Linked DNA regions of Homo sapiens: regions 1 and 3 are each linked to region 2. Evidence: chromatin loops called from intact Hi-C (ENCODE). Cell type or tissue: heart left ventricle. All regions are shown on one strand. Links, peaks and the distances in the headings refer to the core of each region. The heading gives the core; the rest is flanking DNA.

Region 1 (8,000 bases), core at 1-8,000, 66 kb after region 2:
TTTCAAATAATTCAAGCTGTTCCACAGAGACTCTTCTTGCAAGGAAAATGTCTAACCTCTAAAATGTATACTTTTCCCCACCCTACTGGATAAGTAAACTGTTTCTCTTTAGAAGCTGATTATAAACAGGCCTAAATAGCAAACACACTTTCGTATATTTAGTCACCATGTCCACTGTAATATGAGTGGCAAGTTTGAGTGCTCGTTCCTTCATTCGTTCATTTAATCATTCAATAAAGGTATGACTACCTCCTTAGTATCAGCCAGTGGACTATATGTTGTATATGTTATACACAGTCCAATGAGGTGCAGATATGGGTGTCAATAATTTGCAATATGCTATGTCAAACACCATAGTAGGGTTGCATGCAATGTGCTTTGGAAAAGCAAGAGGAAGAAATTAATAACTCAAGAAGCTGGAAAATCGAGCAATTCCACATTATTAGGTATACACCCGGAAGAATTGAAAACAGGAACTCAAACAGACACTTGTACATGAATGTTCACCACAGCAGTATTATTCACAATAGCCAGAAGGCGGGAACAACCCATGTACCCATCAACTGATGAAGATAAACAAAATATGATATATACATGCTGTGAAATATTACTCAGCCATAAAGAGGAATGAAATGCCAATACATGCTACAACATGGATGAACCTTGAAAGCATTATGCTAAGAGAAATAAGCCACACAAAAGGACAAATATTGTGTGATTCCACTTGTATGAAATACCTAGAATTGGTTAAGTAGACAGAGACACAAAGTTGATTAGCAGTTACCAGGGGCTGGGCAGAGGGACAGTGGCCACAGAATTTCTGTTTGGGGTGATGAAAAAGTTCTGGAAATAGACAGTCTTAGTGGTTGCTCAACATTGTGACTATACCTAACACCATTGATTTATACACTTAAAAATGGTTAAAATGGTAAACTTTCTGTTATGGATATTTTACTGCCAAGAAAAAAAAAGCTAGGAATACTTCACAGAGAAGAAGGCATCAAATTGGATCTTTTTTTGAGGCAGAGTCTCGCTGTGGCCCAGGCTGGAGTGCAGTGGCACGATCTCAGTTCAATGCATCCTCCGCCTCCTGGGTTCAAACAATTCTTCTGTCTCAGCCTCCCGAGTAGCTGGGATTACAAACACGCACCACCACGCCTGGCTAATTTTTCTATTTTTTAGTAGAGATGGGGTTTCACCATGTTGGCCAGGCTGGTTTAGAACTCCTGACCTCAGGTGATCCACCTGCCTTGGCCTCCCAAAGTGAGGGGATTACAAGTGTGAGCCCCCGCGCCTGGGCCAAACTGGATCTTAAAAGGGCAACAAGGTGTTTTCCAGGCAGTGGGTGGAGGCGGCTGCACGTGGCAGAAGAGGTTGGTCGGGGCAGGTAAGAAGTTGCCATGCTAAGGGACTTACGTTTTTGCAAGGAAAAGAGAACACTAAAAAATTTAAGTGGACAAATGAAATGATCAGATTGCACTTTAGAAAAATAACTCTTGTGGTAGTTACTGGACATGGATGATACAAAACACAGGAAAACCAAGTGAAAGAAAAAAGATGACGGTTTTAACCTGAGAAATTACAATGTAGATAGAAAGGGATGGAACTGACCACTCTGAAAATTTAGTGACAGAAGACTCTATTGAATTACACTTGGTGATCAATTAGATTGTAGTGGAAAAGGCAGGGTGAGGAAAGAAATACAGGCACCTGAACTTGGGTAGCCAGGTAGCTGTGTTGCCAATGACGACAACGTGGAAGAGGCGTGAAAGCATTTGGTTGTAGGCTAATTAGTCACATGTGTGATGTCCACTTGGAGACACCCATCAGACACTTGGAAAAAGTGGTCTGGCACTCAGCTGCAAGAATGGAGCTTGAAACATGAATTTGGGAGTCACTGCACACACATATTTGAAACCTCCAAGTATATGATGTCTCAAACAAAAAAAAAGAAAAAAGGAATGGGTAAGATAAAGAGAGCCTAAGTCTGTGCTCTAGAAAAACGTATCAACCAGGGGCTAGACAAGGAAAACAGAGTGGTGCCAGTACCCCTCATTACATTCTTTACTTTAACTCTCTATAATTTGGGCTGATTTGTGTGTCTGCAAGTTTCATATGCTGAAGACCTAACTCCATACTTCAGGTCACTAGATGTGGAGATGGGCTCTTTAAAGAGGTGATTAAGGTTAAATGAGGTCATGAGGGTGGGCTGTAATCATATGTCTGGTGTCCTTATAAGAACAGATGAGGACACACACATGCACAGAGGGAAGACCATGTGAAGACACAGGGAGAAGACAGCCATCCCGAACCAAGGAGAGAGGCCTCAGCAGAAACCAACCCTGCCAACACCTTACCCTGAGATTCCTAGCCTATGGAACTGTGAGAAGACACATTTCTGTTGTTTAAGCCACCCAGTCCGTGACACTTTGTTATGGCATCCCTAGGAAACCAAGGCACCCTCACAACACATTTGTCTGACAAATGAGAAAATTGAGGCTCGGAGACACTGACTTGCTAGTTACAGGCAGAGCTTAGATTCAAATCCATTCCTATCTTTCTCCCTCACTGGCTGAAGGCACAGAAGACTGAAAAATGAGTGTCAGAGGGAAAAGAGAAAAAAAGGCAGTCTTCTGAAACCAAGGCAGGAGGGAGATTTAGGAGGGTGTAGTGAACAGGGTCAACTGGAAGTAAAAGATGAAGCAGAAAGAGCGCTGAAAAATAGGCAAACAGGCAAAGGTTTTGACACTAACCAACACAGTGATGCATTTTGGGGAATTGGAAGTCAGATTACAAGGGAAAAAGATCAAAGGAAATTTCAGCTGACCTAGAAAACAGAACCTAAATAAAGACACTTACTTCCGAATTAAAACCAACGCTTGACAGAAATTTGGGTGAGGGTTAATGGTGAAAACTAGAAACATGCTTAGGCTTCCTTTAGCCCTCCTTAATAATCCTGCTGAGCTTTTTCTCTGATAAAAGATGTCAAGGATAAGAACATGGACAATTACATTTTGACAGATTCTTTGACTTATTCACTCACTAGCTGCTTAGGTTTATTTTTCACCTACCCAGGAATATAAGAAAATGATACCGTATTCAACTCAAGAGAATATCAGCCTAAGAATTTTAAAGTAAGAGAGAAAAATCCCTAAGGACTAACTGAACCATGTGTGCCACGTACCATGGCAAACTCCCCGTGAGAGCCTGGCTGGGAGGCTTGGGGAGAGGAAGAGAGGGGAAGGTCTAATCGGACTTCTCTGTGCCAATGGCTCTGTGAAAGCCATTTCTGGCTGTGCTTCCTTCTCCCTCTCTTTTGGAAACTTTTAAGTCCCAAAGGACCATTGACGAGTCATCCAATTTCCCGTGGAGTTAAGAAGCTGCTGGAAACCAGAACAACACATTTTACCTAACGAATAGAATCCTTTCCATACTCTCTGCTTAGTCATCAACCTTCCCAGGCCTGCCATTGCTGCACAGTTGCCTCCAAATTTATAATAAACAAAAGACCTATGAGTTTTTTGTGTTTTTTTTTGTTTGTTTGTTTTGTTTTTTGAGATAGAGTCTTGCTCTGTTGCCCAGGCTGGAGTGCACTAGTACAATCATAGTTCACTGCAGCCTTGACCTCCCGGGCTCAAGCAATCCTCCAACCTCAGCCTCCTGAGTAGCTGGGACTACAGGCGTGTGCCACCATGCCTGGCTAATTTTTTAATTTTTTGTAGAGACAGGGTCTTGCTATGCTGTCCAGGCTGGTCTTGAACTCCTGAAGCTCAAGCGATCCCCCCACCTCAGCACCCCCAAGTGTTGGGATTACAGGCATGAGCCACTATGCCTGGCCAAGAGTTATGAGTTTTGAAACATCTAGTAATATAGAAAAACATACTGTGTACATGCTAAATGAGCTTTTGCTAGTCTAAATCCACTTAGCAATTAGCCATCTCTATGGCGAACTTGGGGGAAAAAAATCAACAACCTCAGTTCTCTTCCTGATTTCACTACTGTCAGTGGCTTCACCATCTTCCTAGTTATTTCACTTGACTAACTAATTTTTTTTTAAGTGAAAGCAAGTTTATTAAGAAAGTAAAGGAAGAAAAGAATGGCTACTCCATAAGCAGAGCAGCCCTAAGTAATTTTTGATTCAGCCCTTTCCTTCCACTGTTCTGCTTCTAATCTTTCTCCATTTCATGGTTCAGCTTTTGATTTTAAAGTATCCAAATGACTGCCCTTAGAAAACAGGGGCACCTCATCTTGGCAATGATCCTCAAAGGCAGTTAACAGCAGAGAGTATCAGAGTATGGCAGTGAGTGGACACATGGGATTTGAAAAAGCTTTCTAAGATATTCTTACAGGACTCCTGGGTTGCAGGAAAAGGCTCCCTCCTACTTAAGAATCACAGCCAGTTTTTGCATTAGCAGTAACCCTCCATTAATGCTTCATCAATGCTGACATCAACAGAGCCTCCCAACATGCCCTTTATTCTCGCCATCCCAGTCCTTGCTTTGTATTTCCTCTTGGGCTACCTTCCTGAAACACAGGTCTCATTTTCTTGTCAATGGTTCCCAATTTTTTTTTGGTATTAATTTTTTTTAAAAGATTCAGAAATCTGGATCTTTAAGACTGGCATAAACAAAAATAAAGCACAAAATAACATGATAGCAGCAGTTATTAACTGCAAGAATACAGTAAAAAAGACTCATACTAAATGTTAATGTTTTTGCAACAGAATTATTGCAATCACCTCATAGTGGCAAATTTTGGCAAGAAATGATCATTCATTTCTTATTAAAAATACAAAAAAGAGGCTGAGCACAGTGGCTCATGCCTCTTTTGTATCCCTGCACTTTGGGAGGCAGAGGCAGGTGGATCACTTGAGGTCAGGAGTTTGAGACCAGCCTGACTAACATGGTGAAGCCCCGTCTCTACTAAAAATACAAAAGTAGCCGGGTGTGGTGGTACATGCGTGTAATCCCAGCTACTTGGGGGGCTGAGGCAGGAGAACTGCTTGAACCCAGGAGGCAGAGGCTGCAGTGAGCCAAGATCGTGCCACTGCACTCCATCCTGGGCAACAAGAGTGAAACTCCATCCTCAAAAAAAAAAAAAAAATTACTAAAAGAATTTCTAAGATTAGGCTGGGCGCGGTAGCTCACGTCTGTAATCCCAGCACTTTGTGACGCCGAGGCGGGCAGATCATGAGGTCAGGAGTTCAAGACCAGCCTGGCCAATATGGTGAAACCCTGTCTCTACTAAAAATACAAAATTAGCTGGGCATGGTGGCACATGCCCGTAATCCTAGCTACTCGGGAGGCTAAGGCAGAAGAATCGCTTGAACCCGGGAGGTGGAGCTTGCAGTGAGCTGAGATCGCGCCACTGCACTCCAGCCTGGGAGAGAGCGAGACTTCGTCTCAAAAAAAAAAAAAAAAAAAAAGAATTTCTAAGATTCATCAGTTGTAATGGCTCCCTATTTCTTATAAAGTTCACACTCCCTAGCAAGGAGTCAATGTCCTTTGCATCTAATCTGCTTTTCTACTTTCCTTTCCTTTCCTTCTCTCACTACCCCAAACTCGAGGCAAATCTACATAGCACTTGCTGAGCAAATCCTGACCCACTGTCCCACCACCAGTGCCTTGCTCTCAGACTGTTTCCCTCCGGCCATGAATGGCCTTTCTTCCATCTCCTCCCACTGACATCCCTGCTCTCCCTTCCTGGCCCAGGTCAAGTGCAGTCCCAGTCCTAGGTTTCTTCTTTATTCCAGGCTAAAATTAATCTCACCCTCCTCCAGGCTAACAAAGATTGTCTGAACTTCTGTTGTAGTCATTAGCACATTCTGTCACATACTGTAAGTTATTTGCAAGTATATCTTTCTCCTCTGGAAGACTGGAAGCTCCTGGAGGGCAGTCACTGTGCTATCTTTACAATTTCCCATAAGGCTTAAAGTAGGGTAGTTTCTTACAAACAGAAGATGGTTGAATTCATTTATCCACTTATTCTTTCATTCAGTAAACATTTGTAGAGCAATTACTATATGCCAAGCATCTGCATTTATAAAGACTTTCAGGTTCCCACTATCCGCCAGGGCAACAAGATTATCCCAGTTCCCAGAACAGAAGGGAACAGGCCAGGCGCGGTAGGCACGCCTGTAATCCCAGCACTTTGGGAGGCCAAGGTGGGAGGATCACTTGCGGTTAGGAGTTCGAGACCAGCCTGGCCAACATGGTGAAACCTGCCTCTACCAAAAATACAAAAATTAGCCAGGTGTGGTGGCATGTGCCTATAGTTCCAGCTACTCAGGAGGCTGAGGCAGGAGAATTGCTTAAACCCAGGAGGCGGAGGGTGTAGTGAGCCAAGATTGCACCACTGCACTCCAGCCTGGGCAATAGAGCAAGACTCAGTATTTAAAAAACAAAAAACAGAGGGGAACAGGAGAACATCACCATTCTGTCCTATGTCCTATGATGTAGGTATTATTCCTCTTCCCATTTACCAATGAGGAAGTCACAGCTCTGGCCACACATGCCAAGAAGGAGCAGGCAGGGATTCACACCCAATGTACCCAACCCCATAGATGTTGCTTTTCTCACTGGAGCTAGGACCCGAAGGATGAGTTGTTTTCTCATAAACCAGTGTGATAACTTGTACCTATTCTTTTTCTCGAGACAGGGTCTCACCCTGTCACCCAGGCTGGAGTGCAGTGGCATGATCTCGGCTCACTGCAACCTTCGCCTGCAGGGTTCAAACGATTCTCCTGCCTCGGCCTCCCAAGTAGCTGGGACTACAGGCGCGTGCCACCACGCCTGGCTAATTTTTGTATTTTCAGTAGAGCCGGGGTTTCACCGTATTGGCCAGGCTGGTCTTGAACTCCTGACCTCAAGTGATCTGCCCGCCTTGGCCTCCCAAAGTGCTGGGATTACAGGTGTGAGCCACCACGCCTGGCCCCAACTTGTAGCCATTCTGCATGTCTCAGTTCAATCATCACCCCCGTTTTACCTTCTGCGCCTACACAAGTAAGTTCATCTTTCTCCCACTGTATTCACCTGAATGAGTATTCAACTACAAAACATGTGCCTAAAGGATTTTGGATCTAGATGAACTCAGAACTATCCATGTATATGAACAGATGCCCTCTGCAAAGGAAAAAATAGGATCATAAACATTAATAAAGATGATTTTGAGTATTCTCAGGTGTCACATAACATAAAGGTAACATCCTTGTAGGCCGATGAGCATCAGTTTAATCACCAGATTGTGTGGTCAATGAAGGGACAAGCGGTTGGTGACAAGGAGTAGTTGACAATTTATTTAGTGAAACCTTCCCCACCACTCTCAATACCAGGTGTCACAGTCACAGTGCCCACCTTCCTGCTCCAGCAGGAACAGCAGGCTGCTGGGGAGTGGGCAAGGGGATAAAGGCTCAGAGGCACAGCCCAGCATCCCTCCTAGTTGCATTCTGACTCCCACACCCACCCTAGCTCCTTGGCCTCCCACTTTGGTGGCAGAGACAGTGAGACTTTCATGGCTACCCGCCCACATGGTAAATCTATCCTTGGCACCTTTTCCTATCCTGAGAGGGTGTAGATAAGGTTCCCAACTCCAACTGAAAGCTATTCAAAAGTGATTTTTAATCTGAGAAGCAATAACTAAATTATGGGTTTTCTGTGAGCCAATGTGTACTTTAAGCCATGTGAAGCCTGTCATTTCCAGGCAGCTGCTTAAGAAGAAACAAAGGGACTTTGTACAGAGACATTCCCTAGTTCTGGAGTCATTTTACATCTCTCAAAGAAAAATGATGAGAAAATCCACATTTAAGAAGGCATTACACATTTCTTAAGGAACTGTAAAACTGTTCCTTAAGCTATTATTTAGCTGAAACTAAATAATAATCCCATGGGCTTATTTAGGTGGTAAAGCACAAGTCGAATGATTCTTTAGTTTTCCACAAATCATTCTGGAGTTCAACAGATTGAATCTGCTCACAAATTGTGCAAAACTCTGAAAACCAAAGA
Region 2 (10,290 bases), core at 2,291-10,290:
CTGTTTATTAATTATAAACCACCTGGTGTTAGTCTGAGGTTGCTCATTTCCAGCAAAACTTTGAATATGGCTCTCTGTGCATCATTTCTAGAAGGATACCAGCAGCACTCTCACAGTCTTGCCCACTGTATCATCTACTTTGTCCTGCAGCCAAGATTCTCTCTTTAAAACATACACCAGATTATGCCCCTTAAAATCCTCCAGTGGTGCTTTTCAACTTCAGATTGTTACATCCAAGGCCTCACTGAATCTGTTTGTGCCTACTTCTCTGACCTCTTCTTTTTCTGCTCTCTTTTACTCATTAATGCCATGTCACATGGGCCTTCTCTCATTTTCACAACAGACCAAATATTTGCATTTTAGGGCCTTTGTGCTTAAGATACCCTCTGCTTAGACTGTTCTGCCTCCAGATCTTTGAATGGCTGGCTCCTTATTATTCAGGTCTCAGCTCAAATGTTACCTCCTAAGGGAAGCCTTTCCTACCACTGAGCCTAAAGTATGTATCTTTCTTGTAGATATCTCTTGTATCTGATGTAACAATAATGAGAATAGAATATTTGAGTGCTGTGTCACTTTAGTATACATTTTGTTATTTTTACATCAGCTTTTTGAAATAGGTGCTGTTATTTTTGAGGTGAAGAAACTGAATGAAGCACAAAGAACCAATGAATGGTTAAGGTAGTAAGTGGTAGATATGAATTGAAGGCCCTTTGGCTCCAGAGCCCAAGCTCTTCTGTGTCACCTTTTCTATTAAGCTTTTCCTGACTTTTCTTCAACTGATAAAGAAACAGATTTAAGGCGTTTTTAAGATCTAAAAGCTTCCCCTCAACAATTGCTATCCTATTAGCATGTAGTTTTTGCCTTGGAAGCAAATTTACTTGGCTTGTTATTTTAAAGGGTGCTGGAGAAATGGTAAATGAAGCTGCTCTTGCTTTGGAATATGGAGCATCCTGTGAAGATATAGCTAGAGTCTGTCATGCACATCCGGTAATTATTAACAACATATAGAATTGATGGTTGCCTAAATTTTCTTCTGACCCACAAATATTTGGATTTTAATTTTAAATTTCTTCCCTTGCAGACCTTATCAGAAGCTTTTAGAGAAGCAAATCTTGCTGCGTCATTTGGCAAATCAATCAACTTTTGAATTAGAAGATTATATATATTTTTTTCTGAAATTTCCTGGGAGCTTTTGTAGAAGTCACATTCCTGAACAGGATATTCTCACAGCTCCAAGAATTTCTAGGACTGAATTATGAAACTTTTGGAAGGTATTTAATAGGTTTGGACAAAATGGAATACTCTTATATCTATATTTTACATAAATTTAGTATTTTGTTTCAGTGCACTAATGTGTAAGACAAAAAGCTACTTATTGTAGCATCCTGGAATATCTCCGTCAACTCATATTTTCATGCTGTTCATGAAAGATTCAATGCCCCTGAATTTAAATAGCTTTTTTCTCTGATACAGAAAAGTTGAATTTTACATGGCTGGAGCTAGAATTTGATATGTGAACAGTTGTGTTTGAAGCACAGTGATCAAGTTATTTTTAATTTGGTTTTCACATTGGAAACAAGTCAGTCATTCAGATATGATTCAAATGTCTATAAACCGAACTGATGTAAGTAAACGGTCTCTCACTTGTTTTATTTAACCTCTAAATTCTTTCATTTTAGGGGTAGCATTTGTGTTGAAGAGGTTTTAAAGCTTCCATTGTTGTCTGCAACTCTGAAGGGTAATTATATAGTTACCCAAATTAAGAGAGTCTATTTACGGAACTCAAATACGTGGGCATTCAAATGTATTACAGTGGGGAATGAAGATACTGAAATAAACGTCTTAAATATTCATTTACTGGTTATCATGAGTACGTGTTGAGATGGTCATAGTTTTTTTTATGACTACTTCTAGTGTATATTCTAATTTCTTTTCTAGGCCTGAATGTATCTTTATTTTCATGTTATAGGACAATATTAAGGCATTTTAAAGGTCATCATCCTTTCATCTATTTTAGATACACCTACTAAATGTTTAATATATACTTTTGGAGAAGTACAACATAAGGGAGTCTTTAATCTGTGTTTTCCTTGGCTGGGTTAATGACTGTTTATTTAAAGAGTGTTGTAAAATTGGATGTGTGGTGTTTAAAATGGCCATGTCCTGAGGAAACTTAAGTAACAAAGTACTAAATGCTAAGTAGGCTTTTGCATATTGTAACTAAATTTAAGAATAATTCAGATTAAGTAGTTCTGAAATTTGGTATAGATAGCATAGATTGTCTCATGCTCATGAGTGACATAATGACCCTGGATTCTGTTACATACTTCTAAAGAAAATTGATTGTTGTCTTAGGAGGCAGTTAACTTGGCTGAACACCAACTCCACACTCTGTCTTGTTTGTAGGTGGCAGCAGCTGAAATCTCTTCTCAGTTGTTTTAGCTTTAGCTATGCTGCTGGAAGTCTTTCCCATGCAAGTGTGTAGTTCAGGGGTCAACCAGAGTTTGGGCAGAAGGAAGTCTGCCCCTTCTGTGCCTCCTGTTTTTTGGGGGTTTCCCCTTTATGTTCCAGCTGTTGTGGTTGCCCCATATTCTGCCTTCTGATCCTTAACCAATAAAACTTGGCTTTTGTTTCCCCCTCAAGTGAGAACCCGTTAAAAATGAGACATTGAGCCAGTGCTGTTCACTTTTTAAGTGCCAACTTCCCTCTACTTTCCACTTGTTTATAGTTGTTTCCAGTGCCTTTAGTTTTTTCTAAAATATATTTGTTCAGAGTTTGCAGTTGCTATCAGCAGGAGGGTTGGTCTGATATCTGTGTGCTACTTTGCCATTATTGGAAGTGAACTCTGCATCTTTTTAAAAATTTGAAATCCCGGTATCATGTGAAGTGCTGTTTATGTAAATCTCAACATATCCCTTACTCAGGGAAAAAAAAGTTTTTAGTTAGGGAATAGTGAAATATAATTTAATATGGAATTCTAGCTGTAGAGTTAAATCCATCTTTAAGTGTTTACATTCAGTATGAGAATGCAAATTTATCTGTATGGGGAATAAAGTCCTAGGAATAAAACAAGTTTTAAGTGTTCACTTACTGTTATCTACTAAGCTGTCAATATTTTTGTGGCTTGTGAAGAGTGAAATTAATTGTCCACTTCATTGAACTGATTAAAATTAGTAATTTCAACTGGCTGGGAGCGGTGGCTCACTCCTGTAATCCCAGCACTTTGGGAGGCCGGGGCGGGCAGATCACCTGCGGTCAGGAGTTTGAGACCAACCTGACCAATGTGGTAAAACCCCATCTCTACTAAAAATATAAAAATTAGCCAGGTGTGGTGGCAGGCCCCTGTAATCCCAACTACTCAGGAGGCTGAGGCAGAATCACTTGAACCCAGGAGGCGGTGAGCTGAGATCATGCCACTGCATTCTAGCCTGGCGACAGAGCGAAACTCCGTCTCAAAAAAAAAAAAAAAGTAATTTCAAAGTGAGATCTTTAGTTGTTTAGCTGAAAAGGAATGGAGAGTGTTTCTACTGTTCTAAGTAAAATACTACATAATTGCTCTAGTAGATGATGGGGTATGACCATTTTTGCTAGTTATTGGGATTTTTTTTTTTAATTAAGTTCTGGGGTACATGTGCAGAACATGCAGGTTTGTTACATAGGTATACATGTGCCATGGTGGTTTGCTGCACCCATCAACCCATCATCTACATTAGGTATTTCTCTTAATGCTATCCCTCCCCCACCCCCATCCCCTTGTCCATGTGTTTTCATTGTTCACCTCCCACTTACAAGTGAGAACATGTGGTGTTTGGTTTTCTATTTTTGTGTTAGTTTGCTGAGAACGATGGTTTCCAGCTTCATCCATGTCCCTGCAAAGGATGTGAACTCATCCTTTATTATGGCTGCATAGTATTCCATGGTGTATATGTGCCACATTTTCTTTATCCATTCTGTCATAGATGGGCATTTGGGTTGGTTCCAAGTCTTTGCTATTGTGAACAGTGCCTCAATAAACATACATGTGCATGTGTCTTTATAGTAGAATGATTTATAATCCTTCGGGTATATACCCAGTAATAGCATTGCTGGGTCAAATGGTATTTCTAGTTCTAGATCCTTGAGGAATTGCCACACTGTCTTCCACAATGGTTGAACTAATTTACACTCCCACTAACAGTGTAAAAGTGTTCCTATTTCTCCACAGCCTCTCCAGCATCTGTTGTTTGCTGACTTTTTAATGATTGTCATTCTAACTGGCATGAGATGGTATCTCATTGTGGTTTTGATTTGCATTTCTCTATTGAACAGTGATGATGAGCTTTTTTTCATGTTTGTTGGCTGCATGCATGTCTTCTTTTGAGAAGTGTCTGTTCATATCCTTCACCAACTTTTTGATGGGTTTGAAGTTCTTTGCAAAAATTTTCTCCCATTCTCTAGGTTGCCTGTTCACTCTGATGATAGTTTCTTTTGCTGTGCAGAAGCTCTTTAATTAGATCCCGTTTGTCAATTTTGGCTTTTGTTGCCATTGCTTTTGGTGTTTCAGTCATGAAGTCTTTGCCCATGCCTATGTCCTGAATGGTAATTGCCTAGGGTTTTTATGGTTTTAGGTCTTACGTTTAAGTCTTCAATCCATCTTGAGTTAATGTTTGTATAAGGTGTAAGGAAGGGATCCAGTTTCAGCTTTCTGCATATGGCTAGCCAGTTTTCCCAACACCATTTATTAAATAGGGAATCCTTTCCCTACTGCTTGTGTCAGGTTTGTCAAAGATCAGATTGTTGTAGATGTGTGGTGTTATTTCTGAGACCTCTGTTCTGTTCCATTGGTCTATATATCTGTTTTGGTAACAGTACCATAAAAGTGACAAATTATTGCTTTGGGCCAGAGGAAAGTTATTAACTTACAGCTGTTTACATAACTGTTGTCCAGGCCCAGCTTCAGATGCAGCTGTGTTGGATGTGTGGGTGGTTGTTAAGCAGTCCACAGAATAGTCTTGCTCTAAGAATGTGTGAAAAAAACACATAGGGGCTAGCCTTTTATACAGCTAGTTAGGCAATAAAGTTGACATGGGCCTGGCAATTACTTTCGTTAGATTAGTTGCAAAATCACATAAAATACAATACAAAAGCTGAGAAATTAGAGCATCATTCTGTGCTCTGTAGTATAAAATACAATACAAAAGCTGAGAAATTAGAGCATCATTCCGTGCTCTGTAGTAGCATTGCTCAATTGGCAGGAGCAGTATCCATAAACTCTGGCCTGATTTAACTGAAACCTTCCCCTCAGTAACCCTAGTCCTTTTCTAGGTGGTAATGACTACAAACCCTAGTACATCCTGCTGATTTTCTAAAATGTTGCTTTTTCTCATTCCTAGAGCAAGGAATACTTACTTACAGGAGTTTTGATGGCTGGAGCAACTCAGCAACCATTGAAATAGTGATGGTAGCATAGACTATATTTGTCCTCCTTAACCTCAACCTGGGAATCCCACTGGGAGGTGATTGGGAGGAGGGGAGTCAAGGGTGTGGAGTTTTGGAGGATGTTTACCTGTCAAATAAATATAATAGCTTGTTTATAGACAACATAAATTAGGGTCTTCATGGACGCAGTAAACTTGTTTATAAATCCACGTTTACAGTGAAAAAAGGGATTCATCAACAATCAGTGAAAGTAACAAGTACACCAAAATATATACAAAAGCACTGTACTTTATTTAACTCCATACAAAATGTGATTAAAAACATTAAATAGGTGATGTTTTATTTTGAAGAGCATTAAGTCAGTTTTTAAAATGTAGTTGTTTTACCTTGTTCACCTCAGCCATTTTTTATTCTCCTCTGTTACAAGCATGTGCTATACACAGCAACTTTCTGGCTTATATCCTTTAGGAGTGAACGGACTTCTCCTTCCAGTCTTGCTAATTCTTGAGCTTTATCTTCTAAGTATCTTTGATTGTCTTCATATTTTCTTTCTAAATCTGTGGGGAGATATATATATATAAAGTCTGAGCAATTTATACTATGATGATCTCAAGACAAAGTGAATATATTTTTCACTTTTAAATAAACTATGGATGCCTTAAAGTAATTTAAAAAATAAGCCTGTGTGAAAAGACCCACCTTTGAGCAGTTGCAGCTTGCTATTTGCTTGAGCTAAAAGAGTTTTTGCTTCATTTTGTAGCATTTCGGCTTTCCTTCTGGCATCAGCTGACTCTTCAGTTTTTTTGGCAATTAAATTTTCTACTTTTTTATACTTTTCATCAAGTTCACCATCTAAAGTCTATAGTTCCACATTTAGACAGAAAGAAGTGGTAATGTTAGTGTCAGTAATTACATTTAAGAGCAATAGTGTAATCATGGCATGCATTCTGGATTAAGGGCCACCAAGGATATTCACTGGTAAGTAATTTAAAATTTTATCTTCAAACAGTGGAATTGAATGCAAAATTGACATGATTTTAAAGAACATTTCAAAAAATTCTGGAGTTGCAGCAAATCCTTAGGGCTAAGTCCTCATTCTCCTGATTATTACTTTTCTATAGAAAAGTTGTAGCATAATTGTATTGCAAATTACATAGAGAAGCGCAGATTTTTCAAAAGTAGATTAGACATTAGAGAAGCCCATATTGAAGAAGTGGAGGCTCTTTGGATCTTGACTAAATTAGGATTTGTGAAGACTTGCTTATAAGGAAATCAGAGGAAAAAGATTAAACAAAAGATACAGGAAGGAAAGGTGAGATTGTAGCATATGCAAGAAGTGAGTGAGGAGAAGAGAAATGGGGTGTGGGGTTGGAATGCAAATGATTCTTTTTAGAAACTGTTCAAATAGCCATTTATGGAAATTTCATTTCAAGAGATTTTGTTCCTTTCTCTTGTGATAAAATGTCATTATGCAAAATGCCCTGAAGCAGAGTACTTGAGAAATTTGTGTCCTCAGTACTGCAGGAAACCACACAAACCAAAACAGAAAAGACAGCTGTCTGATATTGTGGCAGTGAACTTTTCTCATTGTTTTGTTCTCTTTCCCAACCTAGAGAGAGGTAGGGAAAGTTACTCTTACGTAATGCCCGAAAAGCTACAGTAACTTCCAGAAAATTTTTGAATAGTAGGGAGTTAAATACTGAAATTAGGTCAGTAAATGCAGGTGCCCCCAGGCCTACGGACCAGTTAGGAACTGGGTGGGCAGGCAAGTATTATTGCCTGAGCTCCACCTTCTGTCAGATCAGTGGTGACATTAGATTCTCATAGGAGCACGAATCCTATTGGGAACTGTGCATGCAAGGGATCTAGGTTGTGCACTCCTTATGGAATCTAATGCCTGATCTGAGCTGGAACAGTTTCATCCTGAAACCATCCCCACCCCCGAGTCTGGAAAAATTGTCTTCCAGGAAACTGGTCCTTGGTGCCAAAAAAGTTGGGGACCAGTGATTCAATGGTTTTAAGCCCCACCCCGGCGCCACCAAGTTTTTAATGTTCTCTTTAGAAATAAGCATTATTGAGAAACTGAACATGTGTTTCAGTTATTACATGGCTTCTGATTAAACATTTGGGTTGTGTGAGTTTTTCTCTGCAAAATATAGTGCCTTCGAATGAGAGGTGAGGGGTAGTTAATTCAAAATGAGTCTCAAAGAGATAAGATTTGGTTTCCTACTACCTGTTCTCTGTTCCAACCTGCTTGTAAAATATTCTCAAATGGCCTGATAATTACTATATGCCATGAAGAATTTAACTGACTACCGCACAGAAATAAAAGTTCAATATGACTGGTTTTTGTCAATATAGTTGGTTTAAAAAAAAAAAAAAAGCCTGTTTTGAGACTTCTACCCCTAAGTTAATTCCGTTCTTCTAAACTCTTGTCCAAATTTGGATTTGAGGACATAGGTCATACTTATTAGATATTTCCATATTCTTTCCCATCCACACTTCTAAAGACGGCTGTTGCAAAACAGGTCATTTGATATTTCTGATGAATTCTGTTTCTGTTAGGTCCATGTCCCTTACTCTAAGGCAGGCAAGGAGGAGACTGGTGGCTCCTTTAACAACATAGCTCTGAAATTACAAAGATTTACGTACCTTCTTAACATCTTCTGCACTTTGCTTCACAGTATATACTACTTTTTCAATATATTCTGCCTCCCCGGAGTTTTGGGCAGCTTTCCGCTTAAGTTCTTCCACATTCCTCTCTAACTCGCTGATGCGCTGGGACGCGTTGAACAAGGTTTCCTCAGAAGCTGCTGTTTCAGACTCAATCTAAAAGCATGTCAATTTTCCAGCAAGACATTAGTTTAAGAAATGGAATTACTATGAGTACAAGTTTGGAGGAAGATTTAAAAGTCTGCTGTGCCATTTTGCTCTAGACCAAAAGAAGTAATTACTAAAAAGAATATTTCAGGAAAAGTTACATGAAGTATCTAACTTTAGTCTTTGCTACATTTCATATATTCACTTCATTCTTTCAGTACTTCTGATGATCTAAGCTGAGATTGATGTAAAATTTTTTCTGACAGTAAAAAAAAACAAAAAACCCCACCTCCCCAAGGAGCATGATGTGTTGAGAAAGCATTTTAAGGACACCTGCAAACTTTGGCTAAAGAACATTCACAAATAAGCAGCTGTGCGAAGAGGGATTTCCACATAAATTTCCAACTTAATGTGAGTGGGAAAATAAATGTTAAACTCTAGTAGTGGAGATTTCAGCTAATTACTGAAGACATGGAGACTAGGGATGTTCTTTGAATTTCTATAGAATTGTGAGATGATGTATGGTCTGGGAACGTTACAGCTGTAAACTCTAAATACACAAAGTTATTTAGGGAAAAAAAAATATCTGGGCAACTGGTGAGGATCCACATCTGATCTCCTTTCAAAGTAGAATCAATAAACATTGACTTTTAAAAGCTAGCCAAAGTAAGCAGTTGAGCCCATGACAAAAGAATCAATTTCACTGAGCACTCAATTTTTCTTTAAAATGATCTTCAAGGATGGGTCTAATTACATAGAATTAACTGAATAACAGTACTGCTATAATGAAGTTAATAAGGGTCAGTATAAGACATAGGCTAAAATTTGTAAATATTTCAAACCTAAGGACCCTTTAATTAGAATAAAATTCTTAGAAATTATAATTCTTAGAAGATAAAGTTTGAGTGAATTGTTTCTGATAAGCTTTCATGAACACAGTTTAGTTAGAGGTTCTCTTTGTTTCTTATTGTTACTAACCTAAAACACTTCCTGCCCCCTAGGGCCCCTGAAAAACAGAACCCCAATTATTAACTTGCATCATCAAGCCACATCTCACCTATAATTCAGTATTTTCTAATTTGCTTTTCAGAACAATTTTTTTCAAGAAACAGGGTCTTGCTATATTTCCCAGGCTGGAGTGCAGTGACTGTTTGTTTACAGGCATGATCATAGTGCACTATAGTCTCAAACTCTTGGCCTTAAGTGATCCTCTCACCTCCACCTCCCAAGTGGCTGGGACTACAGGCACACACTGCTGCACCTGGCTTTCAAAACAATAATTTCTACAGTCACTGACATAATATTCACTAAAATATTAACAGCAAACTGAGAAAATGGAAAAACCTAGAGATCGAAACATCAAAATATTTATAGTCTGGTGGGAAAACATAATTTTTCTAAACTTGAACAAATAGCCTGAAGAAAAAGTCTTATTGATACTCGAAATTTAAGGAGGAAAATGGACAGAATTATTGGCCTTCATTTAACTGACAGCAATAGAATAGGGGAACACAGGTTTTTACCAACTAATGGTAAGAAAAGCATGTTGAAAATTCATCTTCCCAGGTTTTAAACACATGGAGGATTGGCCTGAGAAGGCTGACAATGCTGGGTATGGGAGCATTTAATTTCAAAGTATATTCTGAGAACCTGTATAGGGATTAGATAACTCATCAATTTTCTTCATTTTTTAAAAACTCGTAAAATTGGAACGAAAACATTAACTTTCTGAGAAACAAAAGAATTTAATGGAATTATGTTTGCATTACTTCTTTTAAGAGATAAAGAGGATTTTTAGAGCAAGGTGCTAGATCCCTATGAAAAATTCGTAATGAGTACTTTTAATATCTGGTAGTCACAGTATATTTCTTATAAAAAACATTAAGTTTTCCATGCATTCTAAACAGAACAGATTGTTTAGCTATAAGTGCTCTATTAGGTTTCTCTAGAATTGGGTATTGAAAGCAGACTGACTGTTCTCCCATAGTTTCCAAAACTACTATATAGTAAAATGTTTGATGACCAAAATCTTGAGACATTGGCCTTCTTAAC
Region 3 (8,000 bases), core at 1-8,000, 93 kb after region 2:
TATGCTGGACCCATGCAACAGAGTACCAAACAGTTACTTACAAAGATAGTACCTATTTCTGTGATTTAAAAGGGTATGTGTGGTTGTAGGTGGGGAGCTGTAGGGGGAGTAGATTCCAATGACAAAAAAGTATGTAACTCATGTATATATAATTTTTGAGGAATTAAAAAGGGCCACCCAGAAATTATTTTTATAGCTCAAAATATTAAAAGATAGCTGTTTCTTCTTTTATGATTTTACTCTATAATGAACATGTATAGTCCTTGTTCTAATACAATATTCCAAAATTATAGGCAACCAAGCTCTGTGTAAAATAAATTTTAAGATAGTTTCTTGTGGATGTATTTTCAGTAGTGATCCTTTATGTCGGGCAATGTTCACATCCCCAAGAAAAGAGTGTCTTCTGGCCAGCTAAAACTGGGAAAAATAAATCAAGCTTGCTGATATTCTGTAAAATATGCAGGTACTTTCTAGAAACTAGAGTTCGTTTGAGTTGAGTAGGAAGTGTTATGGTCTGTTTGGGTTTGGATGCAATGTTACAGTAGCCACGATTAATTTTTGTTAGCCACTTCCTGTGCTCATATGTTCCAATCAAAATATGTTTAGCTGTGTTGAGTTGAGAAAGTTGTTTTTTTTTCCTTACAGAGAAATGTTTACACAAATGTTTAAATCTTTCAAATTGTCTACATATTATTCATCTCCCCAAAGTGGGTTAAAAGAAAATTGAGTTTAAGGAGAAAATTTAGTATAGACATTTCTATTTATTTGCTGTATACAATGTATGATTGCCGTATAGGAATGTATGATTGCTGTATAGGAATGTATGATTGCTGTATAGAATGTATGATGGCAGTCTGAAGGATTGAAGACTAGAACTGGTTGTTGTTTTTTTTTTTTTTCTTTTTTGAGACAGGGTCTTGTTCTGTCACTAAGGCTGGAGTGCAGTGGTGTGATCTCAGCTCACTACAACCTTTGCCTCCCTGGCTGAACTGATCCTCTTACCTCAGCCTCCAGAGTAGCTGGGACCACTGGCGTGAGCCACCACACCTGGCTAATTGTTGTATTTTTGTAGAGACAGGTTTTCCCTATGTTGGCCAGGCTGGTCTCGAACTCCTGACCTCAAGCAATCTGCTAGTCTTGGGCTCCCAAAGTGTCAGGATTACAGATGTGAGCCACTGCGCCCGGCCTAGAACTGAGATTTTAAAAAGGAAAAATTCTCATTTAAGACATCCTATCAGTCATATCTAAATAGGTTGGCTTCTTTACACTGATCTGTAAAAAAATGTTAGATTTCTTGTTTCCAAGTAAAAGTAATTGTTCTCTTGATCCTGAATACTTAATCTTTTCCATTCATATTTTGCCTTCCCTAGATGAGTCACAATGCAGTGTGTCTAACACAAAGCTAAACCTGAATGTCATAAAGATCCCAGTGTTTATCTTTAGATATGGAATGTTTATACAGCTTTCCCAAGCTTTGAGCTTCTTCCCATGGTACGAATCTTAGGAATTCTCAAACAGTGGTTTGGTTGTTAAATATTCAGGCTCTATTTAACTTTCATTTCTAATCCTTTCTAGAAAGTTCGCAGTGAGGTGCTACCTTTAATTGGCTCAATAAACTAAGATTCAAGAGAAAATTTTGACTTAAATTGGATATTCACTTTAACAGAGGTAGTAATCTGGATTTCTGTTTGGGTTATGACAAATTCCTAGAAATTAGTTGTATATCATATACAACTAGTGTTTCCAACCAAGTAGTTATTCTAATAGGTTATTTTTTGTTTTCCTATATAATCAAATAAATTGTTTTGAATAAATACATTTGGTAACATCAAGCTTAACACCTAAAATTTAGCCTACTTTGTTATTTCTATATGTAGTCCTATTTTTAAAAACAGCATGGGAAGTTTTGAAGACTTTTTTTTTTTTTTTTTTTTTTACTTAAGACTCTTAAAACAATCCTATTGAATGTGTTTAATAGCTACAACTGTATATTTGCTTAGTTGGCTAATCTCAAGAAACATGCTAGTCCCCCCAGATTATACAGTTTTGTTCAATAACATTTCAAAGATGAAGTATTTCTATTTGGTTCGCTTTGTCTTTTGTTTTCTTTCAAGCAGAATTACTTCCTGTGAAATGTTTCACATGTCTCAAATATTTGACTTACAGCTTAGGTCATTTATGTAAAGAAATCAGTTATTCATTTTAAGAAAATGATTCACTATTTGATGGTCCATTTAATACAGCCTAAGACCAGTTAAAAGAGAAGTTGTCTTGGAAGAGGGTGCAACAAACTGAGTATAGTCGCAGGGCACATTTCCCATCACACCTGCCTTGCCATTTCTTCCAACTAACAGAGTGGCCCTGGCTAGGTTAGCCTTAGTATTCTTCAGAAAATGAGGGGGTAGGACGAGGGAATTTTTCAAATCTCTTGCATTTTGGAATTTTTTTTTTTTTTTTTTTTTTTTTTGAGATGGAGTCTCGCTCTGTTGCTCAGGCTGGAGTGGAGTGCTGCGATCTCAGCTTACTGCAACCTCTGTCTCCCAGGTTCAAATGATTCCTGTGCCTCAGCTTCCCAAGTAGCTGGGACTACAGGCATGTTCCATCACACCTGGCTAATTTTTCTATTTTTAGTAGAGATGGCGTTTCACCATATCGGCCAGGTTGGTCTCAAACTCCTGGCCTCAAGTGATCCGCCTGCTGCGGCCTCCCAAAGTGCTAGGACCACAGGCATGAACCACTGAGCCCAACCTATTTTGGAATTTCTTAAACCTCTTTCCTGAATGACAGGCAACATCAGTGAGAAAAATCATATGTGAGAGCTGATACCTGCATCTAGTGTCTCTAAAAATTAACCTAGCTGTGTTAGTAGTTTTCTGACAGTCATTTTATATCTTTCCTCATCAGAGGTAATATCTTCAGCTAGTAGATTTTAAGGTTTTTTTCACTATGAATGTTTTATTGACTAAATATTTCAAAGTCTTCACTGTAAGGAAATAACAGTACTAAAGATTAGATTTTAGTTCTTGGTGCCATGTTGGGATGACTGGAGAGAGCTTTGAAATATAGCACACTTAATCTGTTGCCACCTAGTGAATGTGAGATAAAGTGCAGCCAACCTCCTGCCTCCTAGTTTTGGTGTTTGCCATCAAAGTGAACTGTGGTTGTGTGTGGAACTATGTCAGATACTGCTATGAATCTTAGACACTTAACTGTTAGTCACAGAGTTTATGAATATGAAGAAAACACTGTATCTCTGCTCAAAAACTCTGTACATTCTGATTAAATATGTGTAATACATGTTGTGGCAAGCTTACTTTGTATCACTGAAAGCTCGTTCAGCTGGCAGGCTGAATCAGAGGCAGGTTGTTAGGGAGGGGGAAGCCTTCTAGAGTGGCCACTTTTAACATGTAATGAGTAAAGATAAAGATTATATGTAGGTTCAAGTTCTTCAGAAGAGAAAAGCTAGGTGCTGATGGATGAGCAGGTGTTAAGAGACATCCTACCTAGGCTGTTTCATGTTGCAAGAAGAAAAAATAAATTGCTTTTTTTCTGGCTCTCTTCCAAGGGGAGAGAAGAAACAGGGTGGAGGGCAGGAAAGGTGAAAGAACAAAACAGGGGACTGTCTTCTCATAAAATTGGAGTCAATTTATGGAACTAATACTTAAAGTGAATAAGTATTTATTTAGAGTGCTCCACACTGTGCTACATTCTCTAAAGGACTTAAACGTGTGCAAATGCATGCTGTGAGTCCTCATAAAACTTGATGTCTGGTTAGAAAAGGCATATCAGCCAAGTGACAATACAGGAACTCCAGAAAAAGGGCTTTGAGTGAGGCTAGAAAAGGAGCCCTAGGGCTATAGGAAAAGGTTAGGTTTGGGAGAGAGATGACAATTTTAAAGTAGGCAGGACCATAGGAGCAATGGTTCAGAAGGAGAATGCAGGTGTAACTTACACAGTGTAATAATAGTGAGGTCTTGAAGGATTCCTGTAATATCTCACTCTTCTCAAAGCTCTTTCATTCGAATTAGCTCTGTAACCCTAGGAGGGAGACCAGGTATATTTATTAGCATTTTACAGCTAAAGGAAATGAGGACATGAAATTCAGGCAGGCTGTGAATCGCCTAAGGTCATGCAGGGGACAAACCATGCTCTTCGCATTTATCACCTGATCCTTGGTCCACTGTGCCCATGCAGCAGGGCATAGAGGACAATTTTAGCAGTTTGGCAAGGAGTTGGGGTACCCGCAAAGAGACTAATGAGGATGCTGGTTCAGCTGCTGTAACAGAGGCCAAAGTCACAGGCACCTAAGGAGATGTGTGCTTTTCTTTATGTGCAAGTTTAAGCTGGTTGTTAGTCCAAAGGAGTCAGACACACACAGTTTTAATCCACAAGGGCATTGTGCCTCCCCACATCTATTTGCCCCCTTCTCTGTGCCTGTGGAGGCTGATCTACATGGGAACATCACCCCAGGCCCTTGGTTTAGCCAATGGGAGCCACCAGTAAGAGACTGGACATGGAGGAGCGTGCCATCAGGGCATCCATGCCCCAATGTCCTCTGCAGGGTTGTCGTGGCTGGTTGTATCCCTTGTCCAAAGATCACAGCTCCTGTTAAGAGGCCCTCCTGGCCAGGCGCGGTGTCTCATGCCTGTAGTCCCAGCACTTTGGGAGGCCGAGGTGGGTGGATCATGAGGTCGGGAGATCAAGACCATCCTGGCTAACAAGGTGAAACCCTGTCTCTACTAAAAATACAAAAAATTAGCTGGGCATGGTGGCACGTGCCTGTATCCTTGAACCTAAGAGGCGGAGGTTGCAGTGAGCTGAGATCGCGCCACTGCACTCCAGCCTGGGCAACAGAGCAAGACTCCGTCTCAAAAACAAAAACAAAAAAGAGGCCCTCCTACACAGTCTGCCTTCAATGTTCAGTTGTCACCCTCTCGCTTTACCCCTCAAACCAAGGGTGGGGATGTCCCCTGCCTGGTGCTGGCTCTGGGATGCTGTATTATCTTTTATGGCTTTCATCCACCCTACCCATATCTTTGTAAATAGCTCCCTTATGGAACTGCCCCAGGTGTGTCCCGTGTTTCCTGGTAGGACCCTTACTTGTACAGTCAACCAGGGACCTGTTTCTTCCACCTTGTTTCACAGTATTATCTTCATGTGCATGGGGATAGCCGGCTCTCCATATTCCCACCCAATTGAAGGTAGGGGGGAAACAAATGGAGGGTGTTTTTGTTTCCTCTTGTTGCTGTAACAAATATCCACACACTTAGTGGCTTTAAATGACATAAATTTATCTCATAGTTCTGTAGGTTAAAAGTCCAATTCAGGGCTAAAATCAATGTGTTGGCATAGTGGTATTCCTTCCAGGAGGCTCTAAGGAAGCATCTCTTTCCTTGCTTTTTCCAGCTTCTAGGGACAACTTACCTTCCTCAGCCATTGGCCCCTTCCTTCATGTTCAAAGCCAGCAACATCAGGTCAATCCTCCCGTGCTGCTGTCCCTCTGACTCTCTCCTGCCTTCTCTTCCACTTGAGAGAACCCTTGTGATTACACGGGGCCCACCTGGAAAATCCAGCATCCTCTCCCCATCTCAAAGCCAGTTGATGAAGACCTTCATTCTGTCAACTTTCCCTTTGCCATGTAACGTAATATATTCACAGGTTCTTGAGATTAGGATGTGGACGTCTTTTGGGGGCCATAATTCTGCCTCTCCCACAAACGACAAACAACTTCCTTTTAGGGTTGTGCCCTGGAAGTTGCACACAACATTGACACTCATCTGTTGGCCAGAATTTAGTCACATGGTCACATCAAACTGCAAGGGAGGTTGAAATACAGTCTCTCTCGCTAGGCAGCTGTGTGCCTGGTTAAAATGTGGAGAAGTCCTATTACCAAAAGGAAGAAGGAGTAGAATGGATGTCAGACAGCAATTTCCAGCCTGAGCCTCATGAGGCTCATGTGTTCTTGCCAGGGTCTGCTTTCAGCTTTCCTTCCCTTCATTGTGCCATGCCAGTGCTTCTGCCTAATTGTTTTCACCTGTTGGGTCTCAGCTGTCCTTCATCTGTGATTGGTTTCTAATCTGGGAGAAGATACAGGATAGTCTCCTTTAATGGGCCACACCAGCTACCTCATGGCAACTTGCTTTCTGATCTTCATATTGATTTTCTGATGTGGCTAGCTGGGTTCCAAATACTTCTACCTGGCCTCTGGGGTTCAAACGTGGGCTCTCTGACTCCTCCCCTCACTTATCCCCTACTCTGGGATGTGCAGATTCCATCCCGACTTCTTCACGCTGGTCCCTCACACACCTTATCAGATCTCCTAGTGTTGGGGAGATGTCATTTTCAGTCAACTCGAATTAAGAAAATGATTAGATTGATGCTGTAATCCCAGCACTTTGGGAGGCTGAGGTGGGCAGATCACAAGGTCAGGAGTTCAAAACCAGCCTGGCCAACATGGTGAAACCCTGTCTCTACTAAAAATACAAAATTAGACAGGCATGGTGGCACATGCCTGTAATCCCAGCTACTCGGGAGGGTAAGCCAGGAGAATCGTTTGAACCTGGGAAGCAGAGGTTGCAGTGAGCCGAGATCGTGCCACTGCACTCCAGCCTAGGTGACAGAGCAAGACTCCATCTCAAAAAAAAAAAAAAAAAAAAGAAAAGAAAAAGTATGCATGTTGTTGTTGCATATAAATATTATCAATTGACTACATATAGGTTCTTTACATCCTTTAATTCTTTTTATTTATTTATTTTGGCTACTCACATTAAATCCTCTTAGATGGGAGGCAGAGCTGTGCCTTCTACAATGAAAGCTGATGGAACCTCCTATAGGCAGAATACATGGATCTGAAACCAAAAGTGGAAATGCATGATACTGATCACAATTATATCCGAATGACTCACAAGCAAAAGGTTCCTTTTTGTACCTGTGACTTTGGGCCCTAATCTCTAAGGAAGTGTGTTTTTACTCGATAATATAATGGTTGTTCCACTGAATTAGAATATGTACCAATACCCAGCTATTTCAAGCTGTAAAGGATAAACAGGCAAAAAAGGGGGGTGTATAATTTTGGCTGGTGTAATTGATCCTGACAAAGATAAATAGAGCTGCTGGTTCACAGTGGCAACAGATGGATGTGACTAGGACCAGAGGGACCATGGAAGGAGCAGTAGAGAAAGCAGATCTTAAATCCCAGTGAAAGCCTCCTGAGTGGTTACAAAGACAAAGTCTACATCCTCAATCTGTGTTTCTCAATATGCTATGTTTTGTGTGTATTTATATTTTTAATTATAAAATATATTTCATTTTTATCTCCCTTTCCTCCCTCAGTAGTCTATATTTGGTATTTGTTGGTGGTTAACTTTACAATTTTGATTATAAGTTGCAGTATTTCCAGAAGGAATTATTAGCTGAAGTGCGGAAGAAGTGGACCTCAGCTGGAGGCCAAGGTTTCAGAGCTGGATGCACTTGGTGAGTGATGAGACTGTGGGTTGGTTTCCCTTGAAGACAATGTGGGTGTGCTTTCATTTGGCTGAGTGCTATATTTTGTTTGGTAGAAGCACTTATTTTTACTTTAGAAGGGAAAATGGGGGACGGGCATGGTGGCTCACGCCTGTAATCACAGCACTTTGGGAGGCCGAGGCGGGTGGATCACCTGAGTTCGGGAGTTTGAGACCAGCCTGACCAACATGGAGAAACTCTGTCTCTACTAAAAATACAAAATTAGCCGGGCGTGGTGGCACATGTCTGTGATCTCAGCTACTCGGGAGGCTGAGGCAGGAGAATCGCATGAAGCCGGGAGGCTGAGGTTGCGGTGAGCCGAGATCACACCATTGCACTCCAGCCTGGGCAACAAGAGCAAAACTTTGTCTCAAAAAAAAAAGGAAAATGGGATGAAGAATGTATTATGATATTTGGAAGTCAAAGAGGTTAACTTTATTCATATTGATTACATTTAATAGAAATTTATAATTTTTTTGATACCTGGCATCAAAATC

What was found. Peaks named below come from ENCODE experiments on the same cell type or tissue, not always from the same donor. Only the 100,000 strongest peaks of a DNase experiment are listed, where the experiment ranks them.
Region 1: a loop joins it to region 2, with 2.2 times the contacts of the local background. A loop is called at or near these places in 11 of 110 quality-filtered maps.
Region 3: it touches region 2 in a loop (1.9-fold over the local background); 10 of 110 quality-filtered maps call a loop at or near these places.

Annotation. Positions count from the first base shown.
Region 1 is chr7:107,986,502-107,994,501 of GRCh38, forward strand. All of the region lies in intron 5 of LAMB1 (laminin subunit beta 1), which reads right to left. Among named protein-coding and RNA genes, the nearest start is that of LAMB1, 13 kb to the right of the region's middle. In heart left ventricle, for the core only: no CTCF peak of the experiment used is centred there; a DNase peak (open chromatin) is centred at 3,206; H3K27ac peaks cover 3,279 bases.
Region 2 is chr7:107,918,113-107,928,402 of GRCh38, forward strand. DLD (dihydrolipoamide dehydrogenase) reads left to right here. Exons shown (of 14, transcript NM_000108.5): 13 at 898-987; 14 at 1,082-3,086. The coding sequence ends at 1,147. LAMB1 (laminin subunit beta 1) reads right to left here. Exons shown (of 34, transcript NM_002291.3): 32 at 8,071-8,247; 33 at 6,118-6,277; 34 at 5,687-5,975. The coding sequence ends at 5,839. Among named protein-coding and RNA genes, the nearest start is that of DLD, 32 kb to the left of the region's middle. RefSeq lists an enhancer at 1-340. In heart left ventricle, for the core only: no CTCF peak of the experiment used is centred there; no DNase peak of the experiment used is centred there; H3K27ac peaks cover 1,485 bases.
Region 3 is chr7:108,013,835-108,021,834 of GRCh38, forward strand. It overlaps LOC107986834 (a long non-coding RNA gene), which reads left to right and starts at 7,106. Exons shown (of 3, transcript XR_001745319.1): 1 at 7,106-7,270; 2 at 7,385-7,473. It also overlaps a transcript of LAMB4 not described here. In heart left ventricle, for the core only: a CTCF peak has its summit at 3,085 (motif pointing left); no DNase peak of the experiment used is centred there.